Linked DNA regions of Mus musculus: region 2 is linked to region 1. Evidence: chromatin contacts called from ENCODE POLR2A ChIA-PET data. All regions are on one chromosome and are shown on one strand. The core of a region is the stretch at or near the end of the contact, and the rest is flanking DNA. Distances in the headings are between cores, read along the strand shown.

Region 1 (2,700 bases), core at 58-2,557:
AGAGGTTGATTTTTGTCACTGAAGGTCCTCACAGAAGTAGTATTGAAATCTGGACACAGAGAGAAAAATGTTGGTATGTCGGTGGAGGGTTTATAAAGCAAGACTTACATGCCAGGTTTAGTTTTACAGTTAAGGCATCACCGAAAAATTTGAAAACAGGCTCAGAGTGCGACAAAAGCATTTTTAAATAACTTGAAAAACCTAAAGAGGTTAGAAGGGTACAAACTCGAATATTCTGAATAGCACATTTTAGCCTTCACAAGGCTTTTTGTAACTCCCTTGTTTAAATACGACACGATTTAGTAAAATAGTTATAGAACTAGCTATTTCAGTTTCTCTAAGAGGAACGCTAAAGAAGGAGGTCTGTGTGGTGGGGGGGAACAGGAAGAGCTTCAGTACAATCCGCCTCTTTCCTTTTTAAAGGGAAAGGATTGGGGGGGAAAAAAAGTAAAATAAGAAAACAAATCCTTGCGTGAGTTACCAAGGACCAGGGACCGGCTTCTCCCTCTTTGATTAAGAAATCCGTACATTCTAAACTTCCTACATTTTAGCATCTCTGCGCCGCGTGAGAAAGAAAGGGAAAAGGATTCCTGGAAGCTACCTCTCAATGGTCAGTAACTCCGCATATAAGGATAACACCAGCTTCACCCGGACTCTTGGAAGAACCAATGGCGTCTTCAGTCAGCAGCTCAGGCTGCCACCCCTCAACAGGTATCTCGGGGCTACCGGACCGTTAGGATCGGTCACCAAGACAACCACACGCCGTGCCCCAGAAGAAGTCGGAAGAACCTGGGGTGCGCAGGTACCCAAGCTCACTCCTTCCCGGAAGCCAGTCGGAAGCGGTGCAGGCTGGGAGCTGTAGTCCAGAGGAAAGCCCCGCCCACCGGCGGGAGGAAACAACCAACACTCGCCCAATCACCGCGACCGTCGGGGAACGAACGCGCCTTCGTGTTTTCTCGCGAGAGTGACCTCACCAGCCAGCGGGCAAAAGCGGGAATGCGCGTGGCCGCGCCTCGGTTTCTTAGCTGACGGCCGGGATCCCACGCCGCGAGGCGAGATGCTCAGGTCCAAGACGTTCTTGAAGAAGACCCGCGCGGGCGGCGTGGTGAAGATCGTGCGCGAGCACTACCTGCGGGATGACATCGGCTGCGGCGCGCCGGCTTGCTCGGCCTGCGGCGGGGCGCACGCGGGCCCGGCCCTGGAGCTGCAGCCCCGGGACCAGGCGAGCAGCCTCTGCCCGTGGCCGCACTACCTTCTGCCGGACACCAATGTGCTGCTGCACCAGGTGCGTGGACGCGGGGCCGCGTGGTGACGAGGGGGCGTGGCAGACAGGGACGCTGGGGACCGGGGAGGCGGGTCTTGGGATGTTGGATGGAGAGAGGCAAGTACCGTGGCTACCCTCGCTCGCATCCTGCCATCCAGGCTGAGGTACCGTTCCCTGATGTCACTTTATTTATTTATATATATATATTTTTTTTCGGTTCTTGGAGTCTTATTTTTAGACACGTTACATTTTCTAACCCCTGGTGTCTCTTCTACTTTAGATTATAAGTGCCTGGAAGCCGGGGACCTGGGCTTCTGTGGCCTCCAGATTGCGACCCCCAGGCAGCTTGTAAGTGCCTACGAACAAAAAATTGTGTGGGCCAGCATAATTTACTTATTAATAGCTCTGGTATTGCAAACTCTGTGGTCCGATTATGGGTGCTTGTCATCGTCTCAGGCCTACAGGGTCCCCCCTTAGTGACTTTGTCAAGTTTTTTCTGCAGCCAAGTACCACTTTGGCCTAACGGAGAGTCAGTGTTTTAAACTGTCACAAGAATTCAGGCTGGGCAGAGAGTTCAAGGTAGAACTGAAAACGGGGGAGTTAACATTTGGCTTTGGTTTTTTAAGATTGATGTCCTCGAACACCCGGCCATCAGAAATGTCATTGTGCTACAAACAGTGATGCAAGAAGTGAGAAACCGGAGCGCCCCCATCTACAAGCGAATCAGGGATGTGACCAATAACCAGGAAAAGCATTTCTATACCTTCACTAATGAGCACCATAAGTAAGTATCACAAAACCACAGGGCTACCTAAATTTAACAGACTTCTTGGAAAGGAATTTATCAAACACAGGCTGTAGCTTCCTGTGCTGCTTGGTGGTTACCTGGTTGTGTGGAAGACAGTGCTACCTACATAGGCTCATCTAAGGTCGCAGTGTTAGTGAGGTCACACCCTAAACCAGGATCTAGCCGCTAAAGTCGTCCTTTTACTTCTGAAATGCTCCCTTTAAGTTGTCTATTGAGTTGAATGGTTGATTCTTTGGCGATAAGAACCATCTACACTCCTGTAATCCCATATTATGTGAGTGACAAATATATAGGAGAAAAATGTGGGAGTTTGTGATTAATAAGCTTTATCTTACATCTGATTTATTGAAATTAAATTTCTAAACATAATGAGCTGCCTGTTATATTAAACAGTAGATAATATGTATCTATGATGCTTAAAGTCACTTTCTCAGCTTTGACATTATTAACATTTTGAACTGAGTATTTTGTTGTATGAAATTTTCTTATGCATCGTAGGTGCTTTGCAACCTGCTTATGCCAAGTATGTGCAAATAGCACTCTCCTGTCAGTTCCAAGTTTCCTGAACCGGAATGTTCAGGAACATGGAACTTGGAACTAAGTTCCGCAGGAACTAAATGCACACACA
Region 2 (2,736 bases), core at 46-2,545, 200 kb before region 1:
CTCCCGTGGCGGTTAGTGGTTTCTGATTTTAGCTCTTCCAGCTGTTTGCATGTGGGTCTGTTTCCAATTTTTTTTTTCCTTGGGACTAGCTAAAAGTCCCGGGAAGTTTTTTCTAGGCTATATGACTCCCGTGCGTGGGCGAAAGAAACAGGCGCTTGCTCTAATTCGGCTGCTGGGCAAGTGTAAAAGCCAACTGCCAGCTTTCAACGCGACTCCGAGAGGAAATTTACGCGCACACTAAGAAAAACAACACCCCTGGCCTTTTTTGTCCGTGTTTCTTTTTAAGGGAAAAGCGGTGTTCCAATACAACCTTAAGATTCTAGTTTTCCAAACGGGGCCCTACAATACATTCTAGGGTGAGCCTCCACGGGGGTATATGAAACCCCAGTACTCCAATTTGCATTTCTATTTCACCCCAGAGGACGCAGGCAGGTGGACTTCCAAGGCCAGGGCCATCGGGAGAGAGCGGTCAAGAAGCATTTTAAGCCAAGTTGAGCGTGGGCACAAGCTTTCATCCCCACGCAAGCAAAGAGAAGGTGCACGCGAGCGCGCGGCTCTCTTTAGCTCCTCTGGACAGATCCGGGTGGGCCCCCGCCCTGCTCCCCCATCCACTCCCCGGCGCCCCGTCTGGGAGCGCAGGGCGGGGCTGTCCACCCGGGCACCCGTTCCCGCGCGTCCCAGTCTGGAGCGGCCCCTGTCGCCCGCGCCTCGTAGCGGCGGGACACGCCCGAGCCGGGGAAGGGAGGCCGGCCGCTCTGCTTACCTGGACCAGCTCCTCCGAGGGCAGTCGCGGGCCAGCGGCTGGCGGCGGCGCAGGCGGGTGGTGGTGCGCGTGTTTCAGATCGTCTCCGGAGAAGAGCGCCGCGTCGCGGGCCGGGTTCGCAGCGCCCAGCACCGGCTTGAGCTGCGCGAACACGGGCTCGTCCTGCGCGGCCGGCGGCTGGGGCAGTGGTCCCAGGCGGGCGCTCATGGTCAGCACCCGCGTGGGCATGGACGGTCTGGGGATTACGGGAGCGGGACACGGAGCGATCGCGATCCCACCTCGCTCGGGCTGGCACGGGACGGCGGACTCGGCGGGGGGCCGCGGCGGGGGACCCCTGGGCCGGCAGCCAGACGCTCACGAAGGCGGGCACGGAGATCGGGGCTCCTGGGCTCGGCCACGCGTCACCGCCGAGGTCCTCGGGCAGCCACTTTCTCCCGCCCCGCCCCAGCGCTCGCTCACCCTCTCGCCGGAACCCGCTCCCGCCACCCCCAAGCTCCACCAGCAACCTAAGAGAGCGCGTACCTGCCCCGCGACTACTGACACTTGACGCCCGCCTCTATTTCACCCAACTCCGGGGAGGCAGGGCCAGCTCACCGGACTGGCAGCGTTGTGGCCAATGGCAAGGCCCCAGGGCCAGAGGGTAGCCAGTAGGAAAGAAGGCCCACGAGGTCCCGCCTCCGACGGGCCGACCGCACCCCTCGCGGGCCAGGAGCTTCGCGCGCAGGGCTGCGGCGCAGTTTGTACACAACTTCTCTGACAGATTGGGCCGGCGGAGCACGGGGCGGGCGGAGGGAAGGAGAGGAGCGGGTGGAATCTAGGAAGAGGGGGAAATCAGGGTGGAGACGCGGAGGGAGATCTCTCCGAACTGTTCTCTGCCAGGATTAGGGCGAAAAAAAAGTATTGCACGTCTTAGGTGTTGTGCAAGGACCTGAAACTCGAAAACCGAAGACAGAAGGCAGCTAGGTGGGGGGAGCTGAGGTTTCCAGTCTTAACCAATGAGTGTATTTTTTTTTTTAAGTATACAAAATGTACTTTAGAGGAAAACAAGGGGCGGTGCGAAAACAAACGTAAAACAGCCCTCCTTTCTGTGTTTTCAGCCGTAGATCTATCTATCTTTTCGCAGATTCCTTGTGGCCTGAATAAAATCTGTAAATGTCAAGCATTTTTTTTCAAGTCCTTGCATACCAACCTGGGCACATTTTCCCCTACAGTATTTAAGGAGCTACAAGTTTTCACAGACATGTCTACTCTCCTTCGCCGAATGTGGGGAAAAGGTGGGGTGGGCCATATGAATTATGAAGTTTTTAATATTTAAACCATGTTGATTCTAGCCCGAGCATGGAATCTAATTTGAGAACTAACAGCCAGCTCAACCGGGTATTTAAATAGACATTACATCTTTGGCTTATTTTTGCTAGCACTGTAGTGTTCGGAGGGGCGGGGAATGGAGTTTTAATATATTCAGAAGTATGGGTCCCATCTACCTAATACAGTGTCACCTTTTCCTACGAAACGGGAACCAAAGAAGGCACAAACATTCACAGACATTCAACAGCCCTGAAAACTGGGTATCCAAACTGGTAGGAAAGCAACAGTCAACTATATTACTACCTTTTTACTGCGTTGTTTTAATGGAAGGTGAGTGGTTTGGTTTGGTTTTGTTCTTAATTTTTGCCAGTAATCACACCAAAGGAAACGCCTTTCCTTAATCCTCAATGTTCTTGTCTATGATTTTATCTGGCTTATTGAGAAGCTGAAACAATAAACTGCGACTTAAAAAGACGCCTGTAATATTGCTATCTATTTACGTCTGTTGGCAGCACACTATACTATAATACCTACCTAGAGCACACTCGCTCCTTTACAGTGAAGCATCTTTTTAAAAAGTTCTTAGGAAAAAAAAAAAGTGCACCTGAAAGAGTGTATCACAGGTATAAGTCTCATTTCCAATGAAATTTCCAAAGTCTCACGTG

Evidence for each region. ChIA-PET counts read pairs that join two places held with the same protein, here RNA polymerase II (POLR2A).
Region 2: POLR2A ChIA-PET joins it to region 1 with 16 read pairs in embryonic stem cell. The contact joins the promoter of Klf5 here to the promoter of Pibf1 in region 1. POLR2A ChIA-PET finds 5 or more read pairs at or near these places in 3 of 5 experiments (Patski and embryonic stem cell).

What each region holds. Positions count from the first base shown.
Region 1 is chr14:99,098,031-99,100,730 of GRCm38, reverse strand. Pibf1 (progesterone immunomodulatory binding factor 1) reads right to left here and starts at 1,307. Exons shown (of 18, transcript NM_029320.3): 1 at 602-1,307. It overlaps Dis3 (DIS3 homolog, exosome endoribonuclease and 3'-5' exoribonuclease), which reads left to right and starts at 961. Exons shown (of 21, transcript NM_028315.2): 1 at 961-1,285; 2 at 1,891-2,048. The coding sequence starts at 1,058.
Region 2 is chr14:99,297,250-99,299,985 of GRCm38, reverse strand. It overlaps Klf5 (Kruppel-like factor 5), which reads right to left and starts at 1,295. Exons shown (of 4, transcript NM_009769.4): 1 at 764-1,295. The coding sequence starts at 991.